2 separate regions of the Homo sapiens genome follow, and region 1 is linked to region 2. Evidence: chromatin loops called from intact Hi-C (ENCODE). Cell type or tissue: adrenal gland. All regions are shown on one strand. Each heading gives the region's core, and the rest is flanking DNA. Links, peaks and the distances in the headings are about the cores only.

The links. Hi-C counts contacts between places; a loop is a spot of excess contacts. Peaks named below come from ENCODE experiments on the same cell type or tissue, not always from the same donor. Only the 100,000 strongest peaks of a DNase experiment are listed, where the experiment ranks them.
Region 1: a loop joins it to region 2, with 5 times the contacts of the local background. A loop is called at or near these places in 4 of 110 quality-filtered maps.

What each region holds. Positions count from the first base shown.
Region 1 is chr9:93,260,644-93,276,766 of GRCh38, forward strand. WNK2 (WNK lysine deficient protein kinase 2) reads left to right here. Exons shown (of 30, transcript NM_006648.4): 13 at 1,171-1,464; 14 at 2,027-2,076; 15 at 2,923-3,091; 16 at 3,274-3,390; 17 at 7,103-7,273; 18 at 7,377-7,422; 19 at 7,984-8,103. It overlaps LOC124902214 (a long non-coding RNA gene), which reads right to left and starts at 8,018. Exons shown (of 2, transcript XR_007061668.1): 1 at 6,799-8,018; 2 at 4,505-4,937. RefSeq lists an enhancer at 2,226-2,894. In adrenal gland, for the core only: no CTCF peak of the experiment used is centred there; no DNase peak of the experiment used is centred there.
Region 2 is chr9:93,209,663-93,225,785 of GRCh38, forward strand. The region is part of intron 2 of WNK2 (WNK lysine deficient protein kinase 2); the gene reads left to right. Among named protein-coding and RNA genes, the nearest start is that of WNK2, 34 kb to the left of the region's middle. In adrenal gland, for the core only: no CTCF peak of the experiment used is centred there; no DNase peak of the experiment used is centred there.

The DNA.
Region 1 (16,123 bases), core at 2,337-10,336, 49 kb after region 2:
TCTTGCTGTCTTATCTCCAGAGGGCTTTGTGCATAGAGAAGGAAGGGATGGTACATATTGGATAGCAGGGTGGTGTTTGATTAGACAGTGAGTGGGAAGAATCGCATCCGTCCTGTGGCCCACCCGAGTAAGTGCTGTTGGTCCCAGCAGGTTTCAGCGGCAGCTCAGAGCCCGCTGGTTTGCAGTCAGGTCTGTTTATCAGAAGGCCGAGGGCCACACCAGGGAGCAGGAGGGGGACCTTGCTGTCTGGGCTTTCCTACCTGAAGAGCCTTTCTGGGCACAGTTAGTGGCTACAGAGGGGTGCCTTGTGACATGTGAGGGTCACTGCCAGACTCAGTGGCTGTCCCTGCTGTTTGGCTGGGGAAGGGTCCAGAAGTCTGTTGATGAGCTGGGCTGGCCACCCCATGGGGTACCCTGAATGCAGCAGCTGGGGTGTCTTGTCTGTCCGGGAGGGAAGTGGTTACCTGCTAGGCTGGGGCTTGGTATTTCTGACCCTGCCACTGGCTGCCAACAGAGGGTCTCAGGGCCAGCAGGCCCAGTGAATGTGGCTGTTCCTTCCAGCCCTGAGAGGTGAGAAGTTTCTCTAAAATTTCAGCCTTCTCAACTCCAAAATGGGGGCAGAAGACAGAGGGTACTTGCACTTTCCAATCCATGGTTCCTCCTTCCCCACTTGTCTTACCTTTTACTGCCAAGGAGCTTTTAGAGAGAGACGAGAACAGTGAGAAAGCCAAGCCTAAGCCGCAGTCGCCCTCCAGGAGGCGGCAGGTGTCAGTGCGCGCTCTGAGGCCCTATGCACACTCTGACCGGGGGCCAGATGGGGCAGGCTGCCGCAGGCCCCAGTGGGTGGTGGGGGCCTGGCTTTGATGCTGTGTGTCCTGTTCTCTGACCCTTCAACCAAGCTTGGCAGGTTCATAGACGGAGCCCCGTTCCTGGCCTTTGCACACAAGTAGACTCTTCCACAGAAAGGGGTGTGAGAATGACCATTCCTGTTTGTTTCTGCTCACTCCATCTGCTAAATGTGCTCTGAGACAGGGACTCCCCTTGGGGAGGGTGTGGTCTGGAGAGGGGTGTTCCCATCTCGGCCTGGGTATTCCCAGACACACCTGGGCACGGCCCCCTCAGTGAAGGCAGCGCCGGCCCTGACTTGCACCTTGTCCCCTGTGCCCCCAGATTCTGCTTGGCCACCCAGCTCCCTATGCTGTGGACGTCGCCGCTCAGGTCCCCACCGTGCCTGTGCCACCGGCTGCGGTCCTCTCGCCGCCTCTGCCGGAAGTGCTGCTGCCTGCCGCCCCTGAGCTCCTGCCTCAGTTCCCCAGCTCCCTGGCCACGGTGTCTGCCTCTGTGCAGAGTGTGCCCACCCAGACTGCCACACTTCTGCCACCAGCAAACCCACCGCTGCCTGGCGGGCCCGGGATCGCCAGCCCTTGCCCAACTGTCCAGCTGACGGTGGAACCAGTCCAAGAGGTGTGTGCCCCTCCCCCCAGCCTGTCCCATGACTGGGCAGTTGCGGCCACCGGGGATCTGCATAGTGACCTGGGGTCTTAGTCCTAGAGGTCGGGGTTGCTTAGCTCTGGGACAGCCACCCAGGTTCTGTTCTCACCTCTCCCTAGATTTCACACTTTCTGTAAGCCACATCAAGACAGAGGGTGTGATTTTTATAGATACAGGTTTAGAGGATGCTTTCCCTGGGACAGGATGCAAGAGACTGTGAAAAGCTTTCATAGCACCAGTGTGTCCTCTTTGAGGGATGATCAAAGTGGGTTAACATTTTTGGAAAGGAAGTGGCTCCCAGCTTTTATGAATACACTCGGGTCCAAGCGTTTCAACAAGATAAAAACCTCTATGCCTGCTCCCATTGTGACGCCCCCTGGGTCGTACCCACCTGGCTGCAGAAGAGAGCAGGAGAACGCAGCGGGGCAGGCTGGGCTGAGGAAGTGGGGAGGGAGAGCTGACTATGCGTGGCTGTGCCCACAGGGAGGCGGGAGTCCGCATGACCTGTTCTCTTTTCTCCGGGTGTTTATTTCAGGAGCAGGCCTCACAGGACAAGCCGCCCGGCCTCCCGCAGAGCTGTGAGAGGTAGTGTGGCCCAGCCTCGACCTCGCAGGACGGGTGTAGGGGCGCAGGCCTGTACAGCCACTCAGCCTGGCTCCTGCTGCTGCTTCCCCTGGAACCCACTATAGTTTGCCCTGATGCCATTAGGGGTTTTTCAAACCTGACCTGGTGGAGCCTCAGGGCCCTCCTCTCTGGGTCTTGCCAGCTGTTGTTGGAGTTTGGTAGCCAGAGGCCCCTGGCTGGGCTCTGGGTCTCTGCTCTGGTTTGCAGTGCTGAGAATGTTCCAGAACGGAGAGGCTATGGGCGGAGTTGGCAGTGCCCAGAGACTAGGAGGGGGCTGGGAGGGTGGCCCCCTGTGTACAGGGCTGAATCCAGCCCCGATCCTGGGTTTCCTGGCCTCCTGGGCTGTGGACACAGGTGTTTCAGGAAATGAACCGTGTCCTTATTTGAACTGTGACCATTTGTTCCACCCTCCTGGGGTGCTGGGCACTGCCTGGGCTTGGCATTTTGCAAACTGCAAAACGGATTGGCCTCACAACAGTGGTGGGTGTGTTTCTGTTGCTGTAGCACAGATGGGGAAACTGAGGCACAGGGGCTGATTCGCAGGTCAGGAGACTGAGAGGATCAAGGTAACGCAGCTAGTAGCTAGGAAGCCTGTGCTTCCTTCTGCCCGTGCCACTTGGGTGCAGCAGGGAGCTGGGTGAGGGCCCAGAAGCAGGCTTGGGGTATTCGCACAGGACGGGCTGCCTCTGTAGGTCACAGATTTGGGCCCTGGAGACTCCAGACTGTTCCAGATAAGCTGACTTTCCCCGCCATTGCCGACGTGCTGGTTGTCCTTTGGTGCCATTAATGTTCTTGGGTTTTGCTCAGCTATGGAGGTTCTGATGTCACTTCTGGAAAAGAGCTGAGTGACAGCTGTGAAGGCGCCTTTGGAGGGGGCAGGCTGGAGGGCAGGGCAGCCCGAAAACACCACCGCAGGTCCACGCGTGCGCGCTCCCGGCAGGAGAGGGCCAGCCGGCCCCGGCTTACCATCTTGAACGTGAGTGGGCGGGGCGTGGCGGGGGTGTGGTGGGGGTGGGGGCATGGTGGGGGTGTGGTGGGGGTGGGGCCGTGGCGGGGGTGTGGTGGGGGTGGGGGGGAGGGGTACTTGGGGGTGTGTGGGGGTGTGGCGGGTGCACGTGTGGGTACGCCCGTGGTGGGTGCTGATGCTGCCCCTTCCAGGTGTGCAACACTGGGGACAAGATGGTGGAGTGCCAGCTGGAGACGCACAACCACAAGATGGTGACCTTCAAGTTCGACTTGGACGGGGACGCACCCGATGAAATTGCCACGTATATGGTGAGGCTGGGTCTGGGTGGCTTGGCTCCCGGTGTTTCTTGGACACGTGTGGGCCTGAGCAGAGCGCCACAGGTCACATGTCGAGCCTGGCCTTGTGTGGAGGTGTCGGTTGGCCCAGGGGCTTTTCGGGACAGTGCTGACCTTTTACGCCTCGGGCTCTTCCCCACACTGGGCGGAAACCCCTTGGGTTTGGAAGAACAGCTTGAAGGATGTTCTAACCATTCTAAGATGCTGCTCCCTGAGGGCTTCTGGAGCATCTGAGCCCTTCCTCCAAATAAAAGGAAGCCTTGTGGGTAGGTTCCTTGAGTGAGGCACGGGAGGGCATCCCGGAGTCTGATGTCCTGTGGTCCTTGCTTAGAGCTTCCTCCAGCCTCCCCAGCTGGAGTGCGGGCTCTGAGCCCTGACCCATGTCCCATGTGCCCACCCAGCTCTGCCTGCATCTCCCTCTGGAGCCACCCCTCCCTGCCTGTGCAGACCAACCTGAGTCCATGAGCACCTTGTAGGCCTTCACAGCCCCACACCTGTGGTCCCCAGCACCTGAGCCAGGCTAGGAGTGGGGATCGTTTTCGGGCCCTCAGAAACTCTCCAGCTGAAAGCACGCACGAAGAAACATGGAAAGGATGTACATGTGGTCCTCAAATTTCCTGGTGCATCCGTGACTGCCTCCCAGGAGAACATTCTCCCCAGACCATTATTCCTGCATCAGTGAGGTTTAGGGAGCCAGGTCCTAAAGGGGCCAGCAGCACACTGGACAGTGTTGTAGCGCTCACTCCAGATGGCCACCAAGTGCCTGGAGTAGGCCGGCATGAGTAGGGAATAGAATATACCACTCAAGTTAATATCATAGATTGCCCCACGTGCCTGCCTGCGGCTGCTGCATTGCACATCATCAGAAAGCTGCCCCCTTGGGCTGCATCCCCCTGGCCACCCCTGCCCTGGCTTCGTGAAAGCCTCATGTGGGCTTTGCAGGGGGAAGCCCCTGGCTTTCTGCTCCTAGGGAGCAAGTCCCTGCCTTAGTGTCTGCTTTGCAGAGACACCTTGGACAAAGCCCTCCCAGATCCCAGGTCCAGAGCATAATCCCCCGCAGCATTAGAGAAATTCTTCTGACGCTTGCTACAGTGGTCGGGAAGACTTTATTCAGGACTGTGGCAATAAGCGAGAGAGAATGAGTTTAACTCCAAATGCAGCAGAGACCACAGGGGATTGGTAGCAGAGGAGCAGTGTGGTGATGGGTGGCTGGAAAATAGCTAAGAGGAGACATCAAGGTCAGGGATTCTGGAGAAACCCTCGTAACAGGATCCTTGCTGGGGGTGGGTGAGAGGCTTTGTTCAACCTCAAAGGTGGGAGATGAGGAATATGGTCAGATACAAAGGCTGGGAATTCTTTCTACAACTGGCTTAGGCTGAAGACATGATGGGGCCTAGTCAAGCCTAGTTGGAGGGTCAGAGGCGTGAGCTGCGCTTTGGTCAGGGAGGAGTCTTTGTCAGCAGCAAGCAGCTGGTTCGTCAGCGCAGCACAAACACCAGGTCCTCACTGGGCCACTGAAACTGGAGAACATTTCTTCTCTCATCTTACTGTGTTTTAAACCTGTGTCTTGTATTACTTTATACACATGTGTTTCAAACATGATAAAGCATAATAATAAAGTGAACACCCGTGAAGTTATCACTCAGCCACCAGCTGATGCTGCATGTGCGGCTGACGCTTCCAGTGCTTGCCTGCCCGAGCAGGAAGCCACACATGCGACATCAGCCACATCAGCCTGTGTCGTGTCCACTGGCCCCCTGGTTTTCAGTCTTCTTGTGTGTCTCTGTGTGTGAGTCTTTGTGAGCTGCACACATGTAAGTCCTGCACAGTAAGCAATGGGGCTATCTTTAGCTGTGTGCTTTGTAAAAATAGCATCTTCTCAGCCTTGTTTTTTTCACTCAGCACTCGGATACTCCTCTCATTTTATTGCTTTTTCTGCCATCTTAGTAAACCAAGTCACCTAACATACCTGTGTGAAGTAAGCATGCTACAGATATACAAATTTGGTCCATAAAAACAGCCCAGCAGCCCTCCTCCTCACAGCCCATTCCTATCCCAGGGACAGACTGGCTCCAGAGGTTCGAGTTGAAGGGTGGGTGTGTGGCCTGTGGGACAGGCGCTGTTTAGACAAGCTTCTGCCCGCCCTGTGGACTGTCTTTCTGTGAGTGTGAGGTACCAGCTGTCCCTGAATGTCCCATCAGTGGTTAGAGGTCGGCAGGCCTTGGGTTCATCATTCTGACCATGACGACCTTGCCAGCCCCTTAGTAAAGGTGGAACTGCAGAAGTTTCATTTAATTGGCGTGGATTCTAATGCCAGGTTTTACCTGGACCTTGTATTTTTAGATTTTTATTTTGTTTTCAAGTTAATTTTATTCTCAACATACTTGAAAAGAAACATAATAGGAAAACATTTTCTAGTTGCAAAGGGGTTCTAGTTCAGTTTTGTTTAGTGAAAATTTCACAAAATTGGAACGTTGCTTAAATTCTCGTATGTGGCACTCCAGTCACAGCTGGCTGGATGTTCCAACTTTGGCCACAGTGTACTCCTCTTAGACAACATTGCAGTCACATGTTACACTAAATTAAGTGGTGAATCACGGAACACAGCACAAGCCAGCACTTTGTCTGGAGGTGTATGCAGGTGGTGCTCCTGGGGTTGGGGTCTGGGGTGCCAGGGGAGTGTGGAGCGCAGAGGAGCTCTGCTTTTCAGCCAGCTGTTTATAGTAGGGCAGATGTGCCCATCCTAGAAGGGATCTGAGACCACAGATGCCCCAGGCAGGGCCTAGAGCATCTCGGTGACTGCAGAGGTGTCTGCCTGGGAGGAGGTGCCATGGCAGGAAAGGGGCAGGGTCTGGACCCCACTGGGTGGTGGCACAGGCTGACCTCTTCCATTGGTTATGGTTTTATGAGATGCACAGCATTTTCTCTGCCTGAATGGCCGAGGATTTAGCCAGAGCCGGTGTGAGCCCAGGGCCACATGCCCACTGTGAAAGTTGGAGACTGTGGACATCTCCTGAGCCCCTGGTCTGGAGGCTTCGTGGCATTCAGGCTGTGGTGTGGGACCTCCCCTCAGCCATGACAGGAGCTGCTCGTTGGACATCAGGCCACGCTTGCCTGTGTGCCCGGGCCATAGTTGAAGGTCAAAGCCTGAGGCTGGGAGAGCAGGGGGTGCGCAGACCGACAGGTGACATATGGCCATCCTGCTATAACCTTCCCGTCCCCCTGTTGCTTTCTGTCCCCCACAACCTCCTGCTGGCTGGAACCTTTGCCTTCAAATCCATCCTTCTTGTCTGTCATGACTGCCTGGGCACCTGTGCCCAGATGGACCCCCTCCCCTCTTCCCAGTCCCCGTCCTCGGCCCCCTGCATCCTATGCACTTACCTGTTCTGAAGATGGCTGGACCGGCCTCAGGGTCTGTAACCAGCTCCAGCTGGGGCAGGGCATTGCTGGCCCAGGTCCCATGCTTGGAGGAGGGAGTTGCTTCTCAAGATGAGGCTGCTCTCCTCCCATCCTGGGGCCATCCATGTCACTTGCTGAGCTGTCCAGCCCCTGTCTTGGGGACTGCACCCTTTCACCATTCTTCCCTTGGGGCCTGGTACAGGGTAGACATCCGTCAATCCAGATGAAGACCTAGGGTGGTCTTGGCCTTGCAGCTGGTCCTCACTGGCAGTATGTCCCTTTGCAGGTGGAGCATGACTTTATCCTGCAGGCCGAGCGGGAAACGTTCATCGAGCAGATGAAGGATGTCATGGACAAGGCAGAGGACATGCTCAGCGAGGACACAGACGCCGACCGTGGCTCCGACCCAGGGACCAGCCCGCCACACCTCAGCACCTGCGGCCTGGGCACCGGGGAGGTGAGGTTGTGAAATCCGGGGTGGGAGGTGGTGAGAGTGCAGTGGCTGGGCAGGTGGGCGCTGCAGCTCAGTGGGCTCATTTCTGACCCTCCACCTCATTCAGGAGAGCCGACAATCCCAAGCCAACGCCCCCGTGTATCAGCAGAACGGTGAGTCTGCAACTTCCCTCCCTGCTTTTAAGCAGGCGTTTGATGAAAGTCCCCACTCAGCATATTACCAGGGGTTTGGCCATTGCTTGGGGGGATTATGGAAGCATGTGGTGACCAGGGGCCCCAGTCTGGGGACAGCTGCCCTGTCCGAGGAGCTGTCACCTGCAACCGGCATCACGGCCTTCATGGATGGTGCCTTGGGCATCCCAGGAACCAAGCCTACGCGAGGGGTCCTCTCGGGAGCTTCGGGGGCTGCCAGTGAGGCACCCCAGGTTCTGCTGTGCACCCCTTGCCCTCTGGTGTGAGGGAAGAGCAGGCAGAAGCCCATCACCAGGGCCTCTTTACCAAGGAGCCTGGGGAACCACCTGCTTCGTGGAGGGAAGCGTTGGGGATTAATGACTGGGAACAGTGTTCTCTGCCCACACCCTTCCTGGAGAAAATCCCATAGGTGTAAAGGAGTTCACAGACCCACTGTGGCAAGTCTGGTGCAGGTGATGGGGGTCACACTGGCCTGGAAAGGCGCTCACTCACTCAGCGTGCTGTTTCTGTTCTGCCCTTCAGTCCTGCACACCGGGAAGAGGTGGTTCATCATCTGTCCGGTGGCTGAGCACCCCGCCCCCGAGGCCCCTGAATCTTCGCCCCCACTTCCTCTAAGCTCCCTGCCGCCAGAAGCCAGCCAAGGTATGAGCAGCAGGCGCCCACACAAGCCCCTCCCTGTTTCATGTACAGGCCTCCTTCTGTGCATGACCCAGCCGGTATGTGCCCCGTGCCCAGGTCCATGCAGGGGGCTCACCCTGCCCTGTCTCCCATGGCGCAGAGCAGCCTGTGGGGCTGTGTTCCTATCCTTGTTTTCTGCTGAATCAGCTCAGTCAAAGCAGCCTCCAGGTTTGAGTCTGCCCTGTTACCCCACCAAGTAGGTGGCTCGCATGGCCATATAGGTGTGTGTTGAAGAGCTCCGCTGTCCTTCCTTCACAGTGTTAACCTGGCAACTCCTTGCTCCTGTCCCTTTCCTCTGTGCCGCACACCTGCAGCAGACACGCCTCTGCTGGTTCTGCTTGCTTTGGGGGGTGGGGTGGGAAAGTCCCTGTTGGTGCTGAGACTCTGATTTTAAAGTGTTCACACAGACATTTATCACTGTGCATTGATCTGCACCTGCACCTGCCTGTACAGATGCCAACAAGCCCGTGCTTTGGGCTGTCAGTTAAATCTTGTTGGTCCTTTGGGAGGCTGAAAATAGTCACTTGAACAAATTTAAGGTTTAATTCCTTACCAGTTGGCAGGGGAAAGTTACTGATTCTATAACTTGACATAACCTTATGGCACATTCATGAAAAATATCTGTAAATCATTTTTAATTTTATGTCATGTGCTTCCAGTGACTCCCATTATCTTTTGGAGATTCGTTCCCATGGGGGACAGGTCAGCCTAATAACGAAATCCAAACAAAGCAACGAGCTGAAACAAGGTGATCTCAGGTAAAGGGCTTGGCCTCAGCCTGGGCTGAGAAATCAGAGAGAAGCAGCCTTGCCTACAAGATTGAATTTTTAAATAAGTATATGTTCGTATATTACTTCTGGATTTTAATACATACACACCCAATTATAAGAAAAACCCTCCTAAGAGCTAATTTTTCCTGTGATGTAGGGGTGCAGGGGACACTGTGGTGTAAGTTTAGGGGACAGTACGGTTAATAGAATGAAATTAAACCCTCTTTCCTTCATCTATGCACTGAGTGACCTCAGGAAACCTTTTTGAGCTGGTCTTTTTTCTATTTAAAAAAAAGGAAAAATTGGTGGCAGATCTGTTAATTTAGATAAACCATCCACTGAGAATAACCAAAAAATGATAAAAGTCATCTGTGTGAAGGCATTTGAAATCTGATCATAGTGGAGAATTATTAGGCTGGGGTCCTGGGAAGGATGGAGACATAGGGATGTGAACCTAGTTTTGGCTCCTTTTCCCCAGGGAGCATCTCCCATTCCTGCAGGGGTGGCTGAGAGGCCTTGTGGCTTCAGCAGCTTCATCAGGCTAGAGAAAATGAGCTTATAGAGTCCAGGGCCCTGAGGGTGGTCCTGCTGAAGCGCTGTACTGGAGAAGGAAGGACTAGCTGGAAGGAGATAGGCCTGCAGAGAGAGGAGCCCACCTCAGAGCATCTCAGCCCCTCATTAGGACGGTCTTGGAGTGCCGTGGGTTCAGGCATGTGCACGGAAGGCCTTTCTGCAGGAAGGAATATTATTCTGGGCCTCACATGACTTGTATGACCAATTTTGTGAATACAATATCTGGCACATAATAAAATGACCAAAGAGTTGGGTGCTGGGTAAGGTAGAGAAAGCACACACATCCATTTTTCTTTCCACTGAAATGCACTGTAAATCCTGGATTGATGTGTGACACAGCTGTCTGAGTACTTGGGAAAATTTTAGCAGTGGGAAGATTGGGGATGCACCCCAGAATTCAAAGTGCTACTGAGCTGGTGGTGAGTTGAATGATTTCCTCTGATATTTCCTGGTCTGACTGAAGTACAGCCCAAGGAGCAGAAGCAAATGCTTTGGTGCAGGCAGGAAAGCCTCCAGGAGAGATCCTGTAGTTCCATCTCCCAGACCAGGAAAGGCAACTCCTAAAGCTCAGAGAAGAGAGAGAACCCCTCCCCATTGCTCACCCCCCTTCTCTTGCACCAGCACGCCGACAGTTCTGGAGGTAACAGGAGCAGCAGGTAACAGGAACATGCAGGAGCCAAAACAGTGAGAGCAGAGAACCATTCTTTATTTGAGGAAGCCAGGACTCTAGGAGCACAAAACCAAAACCTGTCACATTTTTTTTCTCTGTCCTCTTGCCACCTTGTCATTCATGGCACAGCCGCAGAATTGGGTGGTTTCTGTTCGAAGGTTTGGAAAGGTGAGTCCTAGGGAACCAGGAAGTATCATGGAGAGCACAGAAAAGGAGTTTGGGAAAGTAACCCTATAAAGTTGTTTATGGACTCCTGGGCTCACCCCCAACCTGTGCATGCATGCATCTGACCCTAATAGCATATAAGAAACTTGGGCAACTGAGCTAATGAGTAGACCTCGCCCAGGTTCCAGTACACCTGTTTCAGATGAGATTAGTACTGGGAAGGCATTGAAAGTGGAACTGACATGTAACCACAGCCCATAGAAGGCGGGTTGCAACTCGCAGTCTGAACCTAACTAGGTTGATTGCCTACTGAAGCAAAAATATTAACATTCATCATAAGGTTTAAACAAGTCTCAGGATTTCCTAATGTCATTGAAAATGTTCAGAATAGAATTCAAAATAATTTATCAAATGAAAAGCCATGAAAATGTTAACTTGCATGGAAAAAGGTAGCCATGGTGCCAGTGACAAGACGATGTAGATTTTGGGATGATCTGACAAAAACTTTAAAGCAACTGTTATAAATATAACTGAAAAAGCAATGACAAACATTCTTGAAACAAATGATAAAGTAGTATCTGCAAAGAAACAGAAGATGCAAAGAAGAAACAAATGGAATTTTTAACATTGAAAGTTAAAATACCTGAAATTGTCCCACTGGAAAACAGGGGAGAAAGATAGAGAAAAATAAACAGAGCTTCAGGGAACTGCGGAACAATAACTAAAGGGCTAACTTGTGTGTCATTAGAGTCTCAAAAGGGAAAGAGAAAGAATGCAGTGCTGAAAACACATTTGAAGAAATAATGCTAAAAATTTCCCAAGTTTGGTGAAAGACGTAAGTCTACAGATTCTAGAAGCTAAGCAGACCCCAAATAGGTTAAATGCAAATCAATCTGCTGAAAAGTAAAGACAGCCAGACAAAAATTATGCATTACCTAGATTGGAACAGTGATTTGAGTGACTATAGATTTCTCGCCAGAAAGTGTGGTGTACAGAAGAAAGCAGCAGGGCATTTTTAAAGTGTTGAAAGAAAAAACTGTCCATCTAGAATTCTGTTTCCAGGGAAAATACCCTTCAAGAATGAAGCTGAAGTAAGGCCATTCTCAAATAAAGAAAACTAAGGGAATTCATGGGCTGCACACCTACTCTAAAATTAGAATTGTTAAAGATCTTCAGACAGAAAGGAAATGAGACTAGAAGATAACCTGGAACATCCGGGCTGAAGGAAGAGCAACAGAAGTTGTAAATATAATAGACTATTCTTCTCCTCGAGTTCTTTAAAACATTTCTGACAATTGAAGTAAAAAAAAGATTATAACAATTTAACCTTCCATTCCACCAGTGTGGCAAATGGAAGGTAAACTACTAATTCCATGTAGACTGTGAAAAGTTAAGTATATATTTTGGAATTCCTAGAGCAACCACTGAAAGAATTATACAAAAAGATGTGTATAGGCAAAATCATAGTAGATAAGATGAACTAAAAAAATTCAAAGGCCGAGCATGGTGGCTCATGACTGTAATCCCAGCACTTTGGGAGCCCAAGTTCGGGGGGATCACCTGAGGTCAGGAGTTTGAGACCAGCCTGACCAACATGGAGAAACCTCGTCTCTACTAAAAATACAAAATTAACTGGGTATGGTGGCACATGCCTGTAGTCCCAGCTACTCAGGAGGCTGAGGCAGGAGAATCACTTGAACCCGAGAGGCGGCAGTTGCAGTAAGCCGAGATCGCGCCATTGCACTCCAGCCTGGGCAACAAGAGCGAAACTCCGTCTCAAAAAAAAAAAAAAAAAATTCAAATAACCCGGAAGAGGAAATGAGAAGAGAAATAAAATATTTTTAATTAAAAAACAGAGAGAAAAAAACGAAAGCAAACAGTAAAATGGTAGACCTTAATCTAAGCATACTGATAATTAACCTCAAGTTAACAGTTTTAACACGTCAATTAAAAAATGATTATGAGAATGGATTAAATTTAAAAACCAAACAACTTGAGCTAAGTACATGCTATCTATTAGAAACTTCAAGTACAACAATACTGATGAACTGAAAGGTCAAAAGAAAAAGGATGGTGAAAGACAGACCATGCAAACACAAATCAAAAGAATGCTGGGTTGCCTGTTTTAATTTCTGACAAAATAGACTTCAGAGCAAAGAAATTACCAGGGTTAAAAAGAGACTTTATTTATTTACTTATTTAGTTAGTTAGTTTTTGAGATGGAGTCTTGCTCTGTTGACAGGCTGGAGTGCAGTGGCACGATCTTGGCTCATTGCAACCTCTGCCTCTTAGATTCAGGCGATTCTCCTGCCTCAGCCTCCCGAGTAGCTAGGACTGCAGGCACACACCACTGTGCCCAACTAATTTTGTATTTTTAGTAGAGACAGGGTTTCACCATGTTGGCCAGGATGGTCTCGACTCTTGACCTCATGATCCACCCGCCTCGGCCTCCCAAAGTGCTGGGATTACAGGCGTGAGCCACTGTGCCCGGCTGACATTACGTATTTATAAAGAGTAAATTCCTCAAAGGACATAACAGCCCTAAATGTGTATACATCTAAAAGCAGAGCTTCAAAACTAACAGAACTGAAAGCAGAAATAGACAAATCCACAACTGTAGTTGGAGACTCCAACACTCTCGATAGATAGAACTAGTAGACAGAAAATTATCAAGAATATAGAAGATCTGAAAACACTATCAACTAACTTGACCTAATTGACATTTATAGAACACTCCACTCAAAAACAATACATTTTTCAAGTACGTATGGAACAATTAATATATCCTGAGTTATAAAACAAAACTTAACAAATTTAAAAGTATTGAAATTATGTCAAGTATGTTCTCCGATACAGTGTAATATAAAATTAAATAACACTTCTAAATAATTTACAGTAAGAGAAAAAGTTGGAAGGAATATTAGAAAACAATTTGAAATGAACAAGAGTGAAAATACAGCATAATAAATTTGTGGGATGTAGTTAAAGCAGTACTTAGAGGGAAATTTATAGTACTAAAATGCTTAGATGAGAAAAGAGGTCTCAAGTCAATGACTCAACCTTCTACCTTAAGAAACAAGGAAAACCTATAGCAAAATAAATCCGAAGCAAGCATAATGAAGAAAATAAAGACAAGAGCAGAAAGCTGTGATATCTAAAACAAAAATCACAGGCAAAAACCAATGAAACAAACTTATTTTTAAAAACGTTAGTAAAATGATAAACCTCTAGCAAGACTGCAAGGACAAAACAAAATACCAATACTAAAGAAAGCACATAAGGCCGGGTGCAGTGGCTCACGCCTGTAATCCCAGCACTTTGGCGGGTGGATCACGACGTCAGGAGATCGAGACCATCCTGGCTAACACGGTGAAACCCCGTCTCTACTAAAAGTACAAAAAATTAGCTGGGCATGGTGGCGGGTGCCTGTAGTCCCAGCTACTCAGGAGGCTGAGGCAGGAGAATGGCGTGAACCCAGGAGGTGGAGCTTGCCGTGAGTCGAGATCGTGCCACTGCACTCCAGCCCGGGCAACAGTGCAAGGCTCCGTCTCAACCAAAAAAAAAAAAAAAAAAAAAAAGAAAAAAAACACATAAAAGACCAATATCAGGAATAAAAGAGGTATATTACTGTAGATAAAGGATAAAAGGATAATACTGCAATAGTCTGAACAAGCTTACAGACAGAAATTAAACAATTTAGGTGAAAGAGACTAATTCCTCAAAAGCCATAAACTACTAAAATTCATCTAAGATAGAATAATCTGAATAGCCCTGTACCTGTTTTTAAATTCATTCTTTTAATAATGAATTTGTTGTTAAAAATCTCCCCAAAAAGAATTCTCCAGGCCAAAATAGTTGCACTGGTGAACTCTGCCAGACATTTAAAAGAGATTCAACACCAATACCACTTCCACAAAATCTCTTCCAGAAAATAGAGGAGGAAAGAACACTTCCCAAATCATTTTACGAGGCCAGCACTGCCCTGATTTTAGGACCAGCCAAAGACAGTACCAAAAAAGAGAATGATAGACCAATAAGTCTCATGAACATAGAGGGCAAATATTCTCAAAATATTAGCAAGTCAAATTCAGCACTATATTAAAAGGACAGTGTGCCATGAGAAAGTGGGTATATGCTGGGAGAGCAATATTGAAGAGTCAGTCCACCATATTAATAGTCTAAAGAAGGAAGAAACATATGATCATAACAGTTGACACAGCAGAATCAGTTGACTAAATACAACATCCATTCATGACAAAAATCCTTGGCAAACAAGCCAGGCACAATTGCACATGCCTATAGTTGTAGCTACTTGGGAGGCTGAGGCAGGAGGATCACTTGAGGCCAGGAGTTTGAGGCTGCAGTGTGCTAAGACTGTGCCTGTGAATGGCCACTGCATTCCAGCCTGGGCAACATAGCAAGACCCAGGTATCTTAAAAAAAAAAAGTAATAATTCTTAGCAAACTAGGAAAATAAGGGTACTTCTTCAGTCTGATTAATTTAAAACACACATACATACACACAACATAAAAACCCACCGTTTCCAGCATATTTAGACCAAATGTGTTCTCCCTAAGATTGAGAAACAAGGCAAGAATATGTTTTCACCTATCTTATTCAGCATTGAACTGTCTTAGCCAGATTTAAAGACAAGCAAGAAACAGAAGTGAAAGGCATGTGGATTAAAAAGAAAGAAATAAAACTATCTTATTTGCAGATAACATGATTTCATATGTAGATGATGACATGGATTCTACAGCAACAACTTCTAGAACTAATAAGTGAGTTTAGCAATACCATAGGATACGCAGTCATCATACAAAAATACCTCAATATTTGTATATACTGGCAGTGAACAATTGAAAACCCAAAATTTGAAGGCTATACCATTTATAGGAGCTCCCCCAAAAGGATTTACATAGATCCAAGTTTAATAAAACATGCAGAATCTGTATGCTGAAAACTACAAAGTACCGATGAAATGAATCAAAGGTTACCTAACTAAATAGAGAAGCATACTGTGTTCATGGATTGGAAGACTCAACATAGTAAAAATGTCACTTCTACCCAAATGGATCTGTAGATGCATTGCAGTAACAAAAGTTAAAGCAGATTACTTTTTGTAGATATTGACATTCTAAAATTTATATGGAAGTACAAAGGAAATAGAAATGGCTAAAATCATTTTGAAAATGGAGAATCAAGTTAGAGGGATCACATTACTGAATATTAAGCTTACTATAAAGTTACAGTAATCTAGACAGTATAATATTGGCAAAGGGATTGGTACACACATCGGTGGAACAGAATGAGCCCAGAAATAGACCCACACAAATATGACCATTTGATTTTGACAAAGATGCAAAAGCAATCCAAGAAGAGATAATCTTTTCAATAGATGTTGGAACAGTCGGTCATCCTTATGCAGAAAAATGAACCTTTACCCTAAGCCTCACATTTTACTCAAAACTTAATTCAAAGTGGATCAAATGTAAAATGCAAAAACTGTGTAAGTTTTATAAGGAAACATTGGAGAAAAATCATTTTTGATCTGTGCCAGGCAGGAGTTCTTAGACCTGACACCAAAAGTATGATGTATAAAAGAAAAAATGGATACATTAGACAATGTCAAAATCTTTTGCTCTGTGAAAACTACTGTTAAGAGAATGAAAAGACAAGCTACAGACTGGTAGCCAATAATGGCAAATCACATATCCAACATAGTGTCTGTGCTAGGAATATTTAAAGAATTCTCAAAACTCAACAGTAAAATGAGCATAAAAAATGAGCAACTTGGCTGAGTGCA
Region 2 (16,123 bases), core at 4,743-12,742:
CTGCAATGTGGTGGAAGGGGACTAGGACCTCTGAGCCAGGCCTGCTGGTGGCACTGGCTGTGTGGCCTCTCTGGGTGCCTCAAGGCAGGGTGGAGTGCGTGCTGAAAGTCACCATTGCTGATGGTCGAAGCCCGCCCTTCCCCCAGGATCCCAGGGGAGATTCTCCATGTCATCCTCCAGGAAGCGAGTGGGGCTGGTCTATCATGGTGCCTGTGCCCCCACTCTGACTGGGGGATTGGTGGGACACCCCCAGAGCATGGCCAGGGAGGAGCCCCACGCCTGTGGGCACCAAGATCATGACCTCTCTGTGGCCTGGGAGAGATGGAAGATGCATTTCCATGCTGTGGTGGGGAGTTGGGGGTTCCCCTCTTTGGGGCCCCACTGTGAGGATGGTGGGGTTGGGCAGCAGTCCCACAGCCTGACCCTGCCCACTTGGGTGAGCAGGGCCCATGGCTGGTGTGGCTGATCTGCCGACGGCCTCATGCACTGTCCCCACGTGAGTGACTTCCCTGCCTCTCTGCAGTAAGCGTTCCCACCCCAGGGATGTGGGCTGTGGTGCTCCTGAGATTTGGGGAGGACAGTGGGGTGTCGAGGGAGGTGGGGCTATTCGTGCTGATGGAGGGGTGAGGGATGGGCAGGGTGGGCAGGGATGGGGGACTGGGGCGTTGCTCACTGTTGGGCCCTTGCTGGATGACTAGGAGCGCTGGCCACAGTGTGAGCCTGGGGCAGACCACTGGCTGCCAGGCTGTGGAGTTGGGTCAGGGCGGCTGTCAGGGGAGCGAGTGGGACCACACTGTCTGCAGCTGCCTCTGGGCCCATTGAACCCAGGTGCTGGGGAACTCGCCTTCCTGTGCGCGTGGGTGCTGGGGCACTCAAGCCTGCCGCACATCAGCCTCGTGACCTTTGCTCTCACTCAGATCTGTCCACCTCCTGAGCCTGCTGAGATCATACCAGGCCCTTTCCTTGTGAGCCCGCAGGCTCCACTCTGCATCCCTGAGCAGGTGAGGGCTCTTTGCCCTTCTAGGCCTCTGAGTAGAGGGAAAGATGGGCAGGCCTGCTGCCTGAGGGCTGGTTTCTCCCGCTTCAGGGTCCAGGGCACCATCATGGTCATTTGTTCTCCAGATGCTCATTGTCTCTTTTATGTCCCAGGCTGTGTGAGGCCAGCACAGACATAGACCGGCCCTCCTTTGGGTCTCAAGGGTGTGTCCAGGGCCGCTATGGGAGCCCCAGGGACTTCAGTGGCTTCCAGGAGAACACGTCCCAGAGGATGTCTACCCTCATGCGCTCATATCATTCACTCATTCACTCCCTCCCTTCTTCACTGACTCATTCATTCACTCACTCACATTCACTCATTCACTCACTATACATTCACTCACACATTCCCTCACTCATACATTCACTCATTCACACACTCACACATTTACTCATTCACTCACTCATCCACTCACTCACTCATCCCCTCACTTACTCATCCACTCACTTATTCACTCACAGATTCCCTCACTCATACATCCACTCATTCACACACTCACACATTTACTCATTCAATCACTCATCCACTCACTCACTCACTCATTCACTCACTCACTCATTCACTCATTCACTCACTCATCCACTCACTCATACACTCAGTCACTCATTCACTCACTCATCCACTCAGTCACTCTTTGGTCTACTCATTCACTCATCTACTCACTCATCACTCACTCACACATTCACTCACTCATATACTCACTCATCCACTTACCCACCACTCATTCACTCACCCACCCACTCATCCACTCACCCACCCACTCATTCACTCCCATCCACTCACTCACTCATCCACTCATTCATTCACTCATCCACTCACTCATACATTCACTCACTCACTCATCCATTCACTCACTCACTCATCCACTCACACATTCACTCACTCATTTACTCACTCATCCACTCACTCACCCACTCATTCACTCACCCACCCACTCATCCACTCACCCACCCACTCATTCACTCACTCATTCACTCCTATTCACTCACTCACTCATCTACTCATTCACCATTCATCTACTCATTCACTTACTCATCCAGTCACTCATACATTCACTCACTCACTCGTCCACTTACTCATTCACTCTCATCCACTCAGTCACTTTTTGGTCCACTTATTCACTCACTCATCTACTCCTCGCTCACTCACACATTCCCTCACTCATACATTCACTCATTCACACACTCACACATTTACTCATTCACTCCCATCCACTCACTCACTCATCTACTCATTCACTCACTCATCCACTCACTCATACATTCACTCACTCACTCATCCACTCATCTGCCCCATTCACGCACTCATTCACACACTCACACATTCACTCACTCATTTACTCATTCACTCTTTTGCTCACCATTCAGTTATTCATCTACTCATTCATCATCGGTTCCCTCACTCATCATTCCTCATTCATTAGTTGTTTATTCACTGGCTTATTAATTCATTCACCTAATTTTAACTCTTCAATTGTGGGAGGTGCCCCCAGACCCTGCAGGAAATTACAAAATGGAGAGATTTCATTCCCTTTCTTCCCAGGCTACTCTAGGTTTCAGCAAAGCCAGCAGCCAGATGTTGGGATAAGGATAGGTTAGTCATGCATAGAGTGGATTCTGTTGCCGGGCTTGGTGTGGCTTGACTGCCTGATGGAGTCACAGTGTGTGGCCCCCCAGCAGGACAGCATCCCAGAGAGGCTGGCCCCAGCCCCATCTGTCTGGCTGACAGATGACTACTCACCCTGCCTGCTCAGAGGCTCTTATCTTGAGCCTTCCAGGATAAACCCTGGCTATGTTGTTTCTGCCAGGCCCTCCTCTCCCTCCCTATGGCCCCCAGAGTGGCCTGTGGTCGGGGCACATGATGGGGAGGCAGCCACAGTCAGGCTGCCGAGGTTCAAGGTCCGGCCGGCCCCTTGCTAAGCTGCTGAGCCTGTCTGTGTCTCCACTTCCCTCTCTGTAAAATGGGAGCAGCATCGACATGCAGGGCTCATAGGACTGAGCCCTCAGGGTAGAAGTCCTGTCTCAAGGTCACCTTCATGGGCCCAGTGTGTGGCTGCCCAGTAGGTCATAACCAATGGCAGATGTTTGTTTAAAAGAGAGAGGAAGGTGTGGAGGAAGGGGTGTTTCTTCATCTCTGGGTGTGAGTGAGAAAAAGACTCTTCAAACTTGGGCTCTCCAGGGTGTGTGTTGGGATGCTTGGACTCAGAATTTTGGACTCCGCCTTGGGGCTGTTCCCACCTTTTGAATGTGAAACGTCATAGGTGGAGGTGGAGAAGTCCCCGTGGGCACCAGACCTGAGCTTTTCTAGTCTCAGTCAAGGAGGAGAGATGGCTTTTCCCTCATTTGTGTATCAGCCTACTTCCAGGGAGGGGGCACCGATTGAGCCCTGAGCTCTGTGTTGTACTTGGGATCCTCTTCTGATCTTGGGAAGGGATATAAGAGCCGTCTTCCCAGAGTAGATTGGAGCAACAAGGATGGTTGTGCTTCTGCAATGGGCACATCCTGGGAACCCCGGGCTCTGAAGCTGGACAGTTGAGGAGGGCAGGGTAGCAGGTGACAAGAGGGCAGGGGTGGTGGGCTCTGAGTTGTGCTCATTCCACCTGTCATTTTATTTCACTTTACTTCATTCATATTTTTTGGTCATTATTTTATCACATACTAATGTATCCATGTAATGGTAATTTTAACAACCAATGTGTATTCTCAGATGTGGCTGCCCTGTAACTAGATGAGCTATTCATGAATCTTTGGGCAATTTTGAGTTTGCACTTACAAATTCGTTATAGATTCATTTATAAATTTTTAGTCTTGGCCGGGCATGGTGGCTCACACCTGTAATCCCAGCACTTTGGGAAGCCGAGACTGGTGGATCACCTGAGATTGGGAGTTAAAGACCAGCCCAACCAACATGGAGAAACCCTGTCTCGACTAAAAATACAAAATTAGCCGGGCATGGTGGCGCATGCCTGTAATCCCAGCTACTCGGGAGGCTGAGGCAGGAGAATCGCTTGAACCCAGGAGGCAGAGGTTGCAGTAAGCCGAGATCACACCATTGCACTCCAGCCTGGGCAACAAGAGCAAAACTCCATCTCAAAAACAAAACAAAACAAAACAAAAAGTTAGTGGTTATGCTGGAGATTACAACATGTATCCAAAGTTTGAAGTTTAATATAAACTAGCACTTTACCACATCGTGGGCAGTATAAGCATCTTAAGACATTTGAACTCCATTTACCCACTCTTCTTACCCACCCCTGCTTTTTGTGTACTGTTATATAATTTAGCCCTCCCTGTCTTTTATATCCCATATGACATTATTAAATTGTTCTTTTGTACAGTTAATACTAGCAGAGAGTGACAATGACTGATGCATTTATCCTTTCCATTGCTTTCTGTTCTTTCTTGCGTTTCCAAACGTCTCACAGCACTTTCCCTTTACCTGAAGTTTTCCCCTTTGTATTCCATTTAGTACCCATTTGCTGCCACTGCTGTCTCTGTCTAAAGAGTCCCTATTCTTATTTAAAGAATAATTTTGCTGGATACAGAATTTGAGATTAATAGTTTTTTTCTTCATCATCACTTTATTATTTTTTATTTTTATATATTTATTTATTTATTTATTTTGAGACGGAGTCTTGCTCTGTGGCCCAGGCTGGAATGCAGTGGCATGATCTCGGCTCACAGCAACCTCTGCCTCCTGGGTTCAAGTGATTCTTCTGCCTCAGCTTCCCAAGTAGCTGGGATTACAGGTGCATGCCACCATGCCTGGCTAATTTTTATATTTTTAGTAGAGACGGGGTTTCACCATGTTGGCCAGGGTGGTCTCAAACTCCTGACCTTAAGTGATCTGCCTGCCTCAGCCTCCCAAAGTGCTGGGGTTACAGGCATGAGCCACCACGCCTGGCCTCTTCATCACTTTGAGATGTTATTGCATAGTCATTTTACATGGTTTCTGTTGAGGTCAGCTGTCAGTCTACTTGCTGCCCCTTTGAAGGTAGTGCCCCCCCCCCCCCCGCCCTCTCTTTGCTGAGTTTAAGATATTCTCTTTGTGTTTGATTTTTAGGAGTTTTATACTGTAATATGCCCAGGTGTGGCTTTCTTTGTATCTAATCTGCTTGGGGCTTTTAGCACTTCTTGAATCTATGGGTGTCTTGCTTCAATTTTAGAAAATGTGGTGGCATTATTATTATTATTATTATTTTAGAGATGAGGCCTTGCTCTGTCACCCAGGCTGGAGTGCAGTGGTATAATCATAGCTCACTACAGCCTAGGACCCCTGGGGTCCTGTGATCTTCTGATCTCAGCCTCCTGAGTAGCTGGAACTGCAGGCATGTGCCACTATGCCTGGCTGTTTTAATTTTTTTGTAGAGATGGGGTCTCACTATGTTGCCCAAGCTGGTCACAAACTGGGGTATTATTTTTATTTATTATTATTATTTTTTGAGATGGAGTCTTGCTCTGTTGCCCAGGCTGGAGTGCAGTGGCGCGATCTCGGCTCACTGCAAACTCTGCCTCCTGGGTTCAAGCAATTCTCCCTGACTGTAGCTAAGATTACAGGTGCTAGCCACCATGCCCAGCTGATTTTTGCATATTTAGTAGAGACAGTTTCGTCATGTTGGCCAGGCTGGTCTCGAACTCCTGACCTCAGGTGATCCACCCACCTCGGCCTCCCATAGTGCTGGGATTACAGGCGCATGAGCCACTGCACCTGGCCTTATTTTTAAAATAATGTTTTGATTTCATTATTTATACCCTCTTTTCCAGAACCCCATTTACACATAGGTTGGACCTTCCCCTTTGTCTTCTATAAGTTTTAAATTTTCTTTTTCATATGCATTTGTCCATGTTTCAGTTCGTTTATTTTCTGCTGCCTTCCAGTTTGCTAATCCTCTTCTCACCTATGTCTAATCTGCTGTTGAACTCAATAGATGGGTTTAATTTTACTTTTTAGTTCTAGATTTCTATTTGTTTCTGACTTCATAGATTTTAGTTCTGGTGAAATTATTTGTCCTGCTATTTTTTGGACCATACTAATTTTACACTAATTTTAATTTCACACAAATTTTAAAGTCTGTGTCTGATAACTGCAATATTTGGATCCCCTGGGAATTTGTTGTTATCGTCTCGTTTTTCTTCTTTTATTTTTATTTTTCATCATTTTGGTCTTGTCTCCTGATCTTCTTGGTCATTTTTTATTGCTGTGTTTAGAAATTATGGACATATTTGAGGCTCTGGGTGATTTTGTCTTTCACTAGAGATTTACTTTTTACCGCCTCTAGTAGGCAGCAGAATAAGAGCAAATCATATTAACCCCGTCTGGAATTGAACTGATTCAAAGCTGTGTTTCAGCCCCTGTGAGGGCTGGTTGGTCTGTTCTGTTTTATCCAGACTTCTAGTATACAGCCCTTCTGGAAGGGCTAATCTGAAAGCCTGCACGTCTACCAAGGCCTCTCTTCCTTGCCAGACTCTGGGCTCTGATTGCCATCTTCCCAGCCCTGTTAGACTGCTGAAGTTCTGCCTTGCTTCTCTGCTTTTAGTCTACTGCTTAGTGGTAATGCTCCAAGGCATTCCTGTCCTATAGAAATGTAATGTGAGCCACAAATGTGAGCCATATGTGCAATTTTCAGCTTAGCAGTCACTTTAAAAGTATAAAAGGAACAAGTGGAAGCCAGGCATGGTAGGTCACATCTGTAGTCCCAGCATTTTCGGAGGCTGAGGTGGGTGGATCGCTTGAGCCCAGGAGTTTGAGACCAGCCTGGGCAACATGGCAAAACCCCATCTCTACAAAAAATACTAAAATTAGCTGGGTGTGATGCTACTGGGGAGGCCAAGGTGGGAGGATTGCTTGAGCCTGGGAGGTCGAGGCTGCAGTGAGCCATGATCACACCACTGCACTCCAGCCTAGGTGACAGAGTGAGATCCTGTATCAAAAAACAAGAAACAAAAATTAGCCAGGCGTGGTAGCGAGCACCTGTGGTATCAGCTGCTCGGGAGGCTGAGGCAGGAAAATCGCTTGAACCTGGGAGACAAAGGTTGCAGTAAACCAAGATCGCACCACTGCACCACTGCACCACTGCGCTCCAGCCTGGGTGACAGAGTGAGACTCGGTCTCAAAACAACAACAACAACAAACAAACAAACAAACAAAACAAAAAGAACTAAAAAAAAACCAGGTGGAATTAATTTTAACAGATGGAATTTAGTATATCTAAAATATTATGTTTTTGATGTGAATCAATATAAAATTATCAATAAGATTCAAAAAAATCTTTTTTTTTTTGAGACGAAGTCTTGCTCTGTTGCCAGGCTGGAGTGCAGTGGCGAGATCTCGGCTCACTGCAACCTCTGCCTCCCAGGTTCAAGCGATTGTCCTGCCTCAGCCTCCCAAGTAGCTGAGACTACAGACGTGCACCACCACGCCTAGCTAATTTTTGTATTTTTAGTAGAGATGGGGTTTCACCATGTTGGCCAGGATGGTCTTGATTTCTTGACCTCGTGATCCGCCTGCCTCGGCCTCCCAAAGTGCTGGGATTACAGGCGAAAGCCACCGTGCCCAGCCCAAAAAATCTTTTAAGAAGATACTACGCCGCTGCCACGTACTGTGCACTTACAGAACATCTCAACCTGTACTGGCCTGATTTCAAGTGCTCATTAGCCACATGTGTAGCTACTGTTTTGGGCCGCACAACTTTAGTGGGAGAAGCAGTGCTGAGTGTGGGGTTTCCTTTTCTCCAGAAGAGTCAGAATGGTGGCATGAGGATGAATGGTGCTGAGGTTTATTTCAGGTATATGTGTGCTGTGTACCTGCCGTCTCGGTTGTGGTCCCCAAGGCTCTTGCCGCCAGTTCTGGGAGGTACTGAGGAGTCAGTTAATGGGATTGGGGTGCAGATGTGGGCAGGGGGGCCTAACCTCACCCCCATGCTGCTTTACCCTTCCATGGTCCTCCTGTGGCCCTGATCTCATGCTGCTGGGGCCATCTGTTGGTGCCCCCACTCCCCTGCCAAGCAGCCTGGTGCCATTCCTGGCTTAGAGGGACACCACAGATGTTTGTGCCTGGGCACATGTTTATTCAGTGGACATCTTGACCTGAGGCCAACACCGGCCTTGAATCCTAGTAGCCTGGCCTTCAAGGTCATCTTAGCTCTTGGTGATAGCTTGGGCCACCTAGGGCCTCTGGGGAGGAAAGGAAGTGAGGCCTAGGTGACTTCATTCTGGGCGTAGGCGTAGAAGACCAAGCCAGAACCAGGGCCTTGTACAGTAGCAGGCACCAGAATGCCCAGCCCTTCCTCATTGCCCAGAGCTACAGGTCTGGGTATTTCCCTACGTTGGGGGGGTGGGGTGGGGGGAAGGGCCTGCCTTCGAGGGGCCACAATATTCCACAGACTGTTAGACCCTCACCCACTGCCACCTTGGGGTGCCCTGAGCCTTTGAACCCTGTGTGGGGGCAGGGCAGCCGCAGGAAGACCCCAGTAGCTTGGCCTCTACAGCTGTCTCCTCAGAATTCTGTGGAACTCCACAGGATTCCACAGGCCTTGCCCTGGGGTGCCCCGCCTGCCCCACCCCACAGGAGCTGTTCTTGATGGTGGAGCTGCTAACCCTGCTGACCTGTGTCCCTGGTGCTATCCAAATCTATCTTTAGGTGTCCCTGCGGGAAGTGGCCATGGGGTGGGGCTGGCCCTTTCTAGAAACCAGATACATGATGTGGTCAGATGCAGGGGTGGCCGCCTGGCCTGTGCCCGCCGGGCTCCCAGTTACCTTGGGTGAGTGCCGATGTGTTCTCCTGGGGAGGAGCCAGGCCTGCAATCAGGAAAGTTTTTGTGGTGGGATGGCCCCATGGGGATTTCTCTTCCTCACTTGTGTGCCCACTGGGAGGGCCCCATTTTCATTTCATCCTGGGGTGGTCGAACCACTGCTCTGGTCCAGGGCCGAGGGTTCGAGCAGACATTTCCCCGTCAGGAAGTAACATCAGTGTTCCCTTGAGAACAGGAAAGGCCTCCTCCTTTGGGGCTGGCCCTGCAGTGTCTGCTGCCTGCACAGCTGCCTGTCCATGTTGGGGGTGTGTGTCTGGGTTGTCTGGCTGTCAGGGCCAGGGCTGCCCCGGCTTCCTGGGGTTTGGTTGTCCTGAGTTGGCTGCACCCCTCTGCCCCAGGGACCCCTTGCCTGGCTCTCCCTCTTCCCCCTGCCTCCGAAGGAGAACAGACGGGCGTGGGGAGCCTGGATGTGACAGGTTGGCTCTCAGGACTCATGCAGGGCCAGGGCAGCCTGCTGACCTCTGGCCTTGGAGAGGAGGGTGGCCACCCAGTGACATGGCACCAGGACTTGTGGCTGAGACCGGGGCCAGGCCTGTGTCCCTCTGCCCCTCAGCTGCCCGTGTTAAGCCCACCTGTAGACAGGAGAGGAGGGCACCTGGATGTCCCTGGAGGGGAGGGGCATGGGTTCAAGCTCTCTTCCTCCCTCCAGCCTGATGGCAGGTGCCTTGGCACGAGGTGGCCCTCTGACAAGGTAGCTTTCTGAGCCGTTTCCCCTAAATGTGAATGGTCTGTATCTACCAACACCCCCAGTCCCATTGGTCAACATGCCGTGGGCGGGGCTGGCCACTGTCCTGGAGGGCCTGTGGCAGCCCTGGGTGATGCCCGGCTTGAGTCCCTCCTGCTCCTCTCTTTCAAAAAGTGCACACAAGGACAAATGCTCATCAGTTCTTCTGACCACAGTAGGGATACCTGCATCCAAAAGTGTGGATATGGATCCTAGGGAGGAAGCCCTTTCCCTTTCCCCTCAGAGACCCCTAGTGTTAAGGATTAAGTGTGGATTGTTTCCAAGTTTGTCATTGGCTTTTAGCTGGTGGTCTTCATTTAAGGATGCTGGTCCTTGGGGAGACCCCTGTCCACAGAGGGCTGGGCAGGCGCCTACTCAGGGTAGTGTGGGCCGAGGCTTAGCCCATCTGGGACACGCAGTGCTGAGAGTGGGGTCGCTCAGGTGGAAGAGGCTATGTGGGGGCTCCTTTGCTTTTATGGAGCTCTAGGTCAGCCCTGCAAGCTTTAAAACATTTATTTGGAAATAAAACACCCGTATGCCATGTGCCCAGCTCCACCTGTTGCCACCAGCTTGCCCACCTGCTTCCTCGCTTGGGCTCTGTCATTTCTGATCCAGGTGAGTGCAGGTGCAGATGGTGGCACTGGCCTTGGTGCCCTGCCCTGGAAGCCTGGAGAGTGCAGGCGCATCCAGGCCCCACCCTGCTTAGCGCCGGGCTCCTCCTGGCTGGGACATCACCTGGTGTTGGAGGCCTGGGGACCAAAGGGGATCCTCTCTTCCTCCAGGACAGGGTTCCCTGGCTGCAGGGTTGTTGGGGAGGGAGTCTTGGTTGTTTAAAGTGGTTCCCCCAGGGTGTGAATGAGCATAGGTCCTGTCTGCTTGATCTGCAGTGGGCCAGGCCTCCTCTGGAGGCAGGTGTACCACCCAGAGCCCACGAGGGTGTACACAGGGTGCATATTACTTGCTGAGGGCTGGACACTGTGGGGGATGGGTGCTGCTATCTGCCCACTACACAGATGGGGAGCTGAGCTCAGAGGCAGGGTTAGTGTCTGAGCCTAGGTTCCACCCCGTCTCTCTGATTGGAATAGCTTTTCCTGTTCTGTCCATGCTGCCCAACACCAGTGCAGGACGGGACATGGTAGGAAGGGGCCGAGGGTGAGGTTGGCTGTGCCAGCTGCGGTTCTGGGCAACTCTACCTGTCAGCACAGCCGTGCACTAACCCTGAGGAGACCTCCGACCTTTCCTGTTTTGTGAAGGGGGATGGGGCCCAGTGAGGTAGAGTTGATGACCCTGCAGCCCAGCCAGGAGCTGATGGGCAGAGAGACTAACTGGATGGCGTGTCACTGCTGTTGTTGGGCAGAGGGTTGGGTCTCCCTGAGGCCCTAGCTGGGGAGACCTCCATGGGGTGGCCTGAGGAGGGGGCTGGGGGCTGTCCAGCCCTGGTGAGGTTCCTGTTGGAAGGAAGGACCACATCTGGTCTGTGGACTGTGAGGCTTCAGGTCCCGGGAGAGGCTTTGTGGGTGTGGTGGGCCCGGGGAGTGGGCACCTTGGGAAGGCTCCTGCCTGCCCGTGCTGCCCCAGCATCAGACCCCAGGTGGTCCACAGTCCTGTCAGCTGCACCCTGTCATGGTTCATTGCCTCAGGGGTGCCTGACCCAGCCTGGGTCCCCCTTTGGTCCTCTTCTTTATCTTGGCCTTCATGGCTCCATTCTGTGGTCCTGCCCTCCTCCTGGGCTGCCCACCCATCCCTGCCACGTGGTGACAGCTCCACTAGCATCCCATGGTGGCCCTGTCTTTGCCCACGATGGAGGGTATTGGGTGGGCCTGGGGTGGGGAGGGCTCCTGCAGCCTGCCCTGTGACCGGAGCCCTGCGGTGGGGAGGGCGGGGCCCAGCACAGAGGGCCAGTCCCAAAACTGACCTGCCGTGCTCATGCTGGGCATGGGGGCTTCCTAACAGGCAGGTGGGTGGGGACCCCCGACCTTCCCTGGACCTCCCCTTGCTGCTGGCTCTTATGCTGGGTGCTGGCATGGGAAGCCAGTATGGACCGGGCACCACCCCCATTGCATGTGTTCAGTAGAACCTAGAGGAGTCCCTGGCATGGCTGCCAGCTTGTCCCGGGGAAGGACAGCTGAAGTTTTGTACGTGCTCAAGGGAGCATGGAGAGTTTGTGACAAGGCCATGACAGACTCTCTCCACCCGTCTACTGGCTGACAGGATCAGGCTTTCTCAAAGTTCAACATCCGCACACCAGAAGGTGGACAGAACGATGCTGGGCCTGCCTCCTTCTACATATGATTTACAGTCACCCATGGACACCCCAAGTAATTGGCACAAGAGCTCCATCTGGCTCAGTAACGGAGGCACTTTCAACAAAATTAGTTATCCCTTTGCTTTGGTCAACTATGCACTGCTAATTTATGATAGTGATTCAGTTCTGAAGAAAATCCTTTGGTCCTTAGAGTCTTACGTTCGCAGGAAACTAAGGAAAGCTAGATTCCGATAGGAATGATGTGATGGCAGGGAAGTGTGGCAGGGCAGTCAGTGAGAGGCTTTCGGGAAGAGCCGCGTCGTGTCCATCACCTCCGTGGGAATGGAGGTTGCGTCCTGGTTGGAGCTGGAGACGTGTTTATTCCCGTGTTTAGAAACAGCTGGTGGAGGGCATCAGATTGCCGACATTTGGGTTCCACGGGAAACATTTCAAAGAACATTTTTAAAAAGTCAGTATTTATAAAATGCTGGAAATGGCATCTTTTACAACTGTTTGACCCTATGATGACACATTTTACATCCCAACTTACCCCTGGGGCAGGCAGGCACCTACTTCCTTCTGTGTGTGGGTGACAGGGTGAGTACCGGTGTGTATGTGCGGGCGGCAGGGTCCCAGGTGGCCTTTAAGAGAGTAAAGCTCACTTGGCACCTTCCCCTGCTCCCTCTGCCCCTTCCCACCCCCTTTTTTTGAGGCAGGGTCTTGCTCTGTGGCCCAGGCTGGAGTGCAGTGGCAGGATCTTGGCTCAGCTGCAACCTCTGCTTCCAGGCTCAGGTGATTCTCCCATCTCAGCCTCCCAAGTAACTGAGACACCAGGCGTGTGCCACCACACCCAGCTAATAATTCCTCCCTCCCTTTTTAAATAAAATAGTATGATTTACAAAAGCAACCAGGGGCCAGATATTCAAGTTCAGGTTTTTGCCTCAGAGAATTGTAAACTTCTTGGAGCCCTTGACAAAGAAGACTGAATGTGGGAAGAGTCCAGTGCCGCCGACTCACCCCCAACTGAGCACCTCCTTCCCTGGCTGCACTCATCCAGATGGAGGGCAGCATCTGGGACAGGTCACCGGCGTCAGGGTCCCTTTTCTGCAAAGAAGTCTAGGGGCACATCAGCCTCCGTCTGTGACTCCTCACACTCCTTGGCCACTTTTATTTGGTGGTGTCGGGAAAAATGTTCATCTTTATAATGATGTCCTTTTTTTTTGAGACAGAGTTTCAGTCTTGTTGCCTAGGCTGGAGTGCAATGGTGTGATCTCGGCTCACTACAACCTCCACCTCCCGGGTTCAAGCGATTCTCCTGCCTCAGCCTCCCGAGTAGCTGGGATTACAGGCGCCTGCCACCACACCTGGCTAATTTTGTATTTTTAATAGAGATGAGGTTTCACCACATTGGCCAGGCTGGTCTCAAACTCCTGACCTCAGGTGATCTGCCCGCGTCGGCCTTCCAAAGTGCTGGGATTACCGGTGTGAGCCACCGTGCCCAGCCGTGATGTTCTTTTTAAAATCATGAATTAGAAAAAACACACACTGGCTCACCTGTCAATGCGGTTGTGTATTTTGTTGCTCAAGATGAGGTTAAAGAGGGAACTTGGATTTAAAGGAAGTGAGTTTGTTTTAAGACCAGCAGAGAATGTTGGAGGCAGCAGGTGGAAGAGCTCTGTCAGGCCTCCCCTTTGCTGGTCAGTGGCAGATGCCTGGTGTGGACATCAAAATGGCTCCACTGAGCCCACTGACCACTCACTGCAGAGCAGGCCCAGTGCCTGCCTCTTGTCCAAGTGGCGCCCCGTTGCCTGGCCCTGTAGTGACATAAACCACCCACTGCTCAAACATCATGCCTGCACAGAGGCCACTTCCTCCAGGGACCTCAGACCTGCCCGTGCCTTAGGTGGGGTGGGGAATGCCTTCTTCCCCAGGCTGCCTGAAACTGGAGCTTTTCTTCGGGGGCAGGGGTGCCCTGACTGGTAATTTTTGGCACAGTGTGTAGTTGCATATTTATTGGTTTTCTCATCTGTTGGCTGCGTTCCCATGGGGTTGTGAACAGCCCTTTCCGCACACCCAGAGCCTCCGTGACTGAGCGACTCCAGACAGAGCATGGGGGATGGTGTGGCTTGCTCTGCACCAGCCATTCCTGTGCACTTGCCAAACCCTGTCCTCCTGGAACCAGACCCAGACCCTCTCTCCACTTTGTGGTGAAAGGGCAGGCAGGAGCCTGCTGGCCCCCAGCTTGGGTCGACTGGTTCAAATCTTCCAGACCTGGGAGTAGCAGGGAGGCTCTTCCCACCAGGAGGGCGTGGAGTGTGTGGGGATGCCAAGCCTCCTAGAGCAGTGGGGACACCCTCCCGGGGGTGGAGGGAACAGAAGGGGACACATATATGGTGGAAGTCTCATGCTGTCTTCCCAGTGTGTCCCTGTGGATATCATGGCTTTTGGGTGTGAGCACTTAAGTGACAGGGAGATAAGTCCTTGGTTAGGCCTGAGCTCTACCAGAGACCTGATGCCCTCCCATCCTGCACCTGGGGCCTCTGTCCTGGGCCAGTTCTCTGTGCATGGGACTATTGTGGACAGAGAAGCTCCAGGCTTCCTTTGGTTTTGATTTACGGCCCCACGGAACTGGAGCGAGGCCCTGCAGCAGGCTTATCTCTCGGGGCTCAGCCTCACTGGTTCTGGGCACTCTCCTCTGCCCGAGTGTGCGTGGGGCTCACCTCCTGGTGGGACCCAGTTCTGCCCCTTCAAGGGGTTGGATTTTGGGGTCCTGCCTAGCTGAAAGGAAGATGCCACGGAATCCCAAGTGTGCCCCTAGTAGGTCTGACATCTCCAACCGTTGCCCACTGGGGACTGTTCTGGCAGAGCAGGTGGCCCTGAAGTGTCATAGGAGGGGGCTGCCTGCAGACACCCTGCCATGTTCAGGGCAGGAACCTCTGATGCTCTCAGTCAACATCGAAGGCAACCCCTGATGTGTTTCCCAGGTGTCCTGGGGGTGCTGGGAAGGGCCGTTGGGACCAAGAATCTTCTGACCACCCTGGCTGTGTGACTCGTGCAGCCCTTGAGGGGCTTTGCTGCCCGGCTTGGAGGGTGCTGTCCTGCCTTGCCTGTGTGTGACCCACAGGACCTTTTTCCTAGAGCAAATAAGAGCTGGCATTGTCCCAGAATGCCTTAAGTCTTTTGTCATCTGATTGACTTTCACCACTATGAGGGAACAAGAGCCATGAATTTGCATAGCACTGGGGACTTGGTAGGAGGAAGATTGGTGCTGATTGACCTTACCCTCCAGTGTCTGGGAGGGAGGGGCATCACATTGAGTGAGCAGCCAGGAGGCCCCCGCCTCTGACTCAACACCAAACCTTTAAGCACCGTGTGAGTCTGGCAGGATTTGGAAATCACTTAGGGATCAGGTGCATTCTTCCTGCCCTGGCTTGTTGACTGTGAGCCTTCCTAATAGGTTAATGAATGAATTCAGTCCACAGGTGTTCATGGAGTTGCTCCTGTAATGCAGGCCAACCCGATGTCAGCAAACAGGTGATGAGGATGTGGACAGGCTCTGTGGGGGCAGCATACCCTGTAGGTGGGCTCTGGGCAGGGCTCAGAGGGGGACACACTAACCGACTGTTAAAGTACCAAGCAGGCTGGGCATGGTGGCTCACACCTGTAATGCCAGCACTTTTGGGAGGCCAAGGCAGGAGGATCTGTTGAGCCCAGGAGTTCAAGATCAGCCTGGGCAACATGGTGAGACTACCATCTCTAAAAAAATAAAATTAGCCAGCGTGGTAGCATGTGCCTGTAGTCCCTGCTACTCAAGAGGCTGAGGTGGGAGGGTCACCTGAGCCCAGGAAATTGAGGCTGCAGTGAGCTATGATCACACCACGGCACTCCAGCCTGGGTGACAGAGTGAGACCCTGTCTCCCCTACTGTAAAAATTACCAAGCAATGTGTTACATTGATTAAAATAGTCGTGTGGTGTAGAATATAAAATGAGATCCTCTTCCCTTCCAAGCCCACCTCTAAGAGGCACCATTGTTAACCATTTCTGACTTTCGTGTCTTACATGTATCAACTTCAGTAGGTAACTGCTGTTAAAAATGAAGACTGTAGTGCATGCAGGGTACGCCCCCCTACTTCCCGTTTTTTCTTAGTCATTTAGAACGTGAACATTTTGCTCTGAAACTACAATGAAATCTTTTACACGTTACTGTTGGTGCTAAAATACTGGCAAAAATAACTTGTGCTATAAATGATCCTGTGAGTTTCCTCTAGAATTAAGGACTAGGCGCACAGAAAGGGAATTGTAAACTG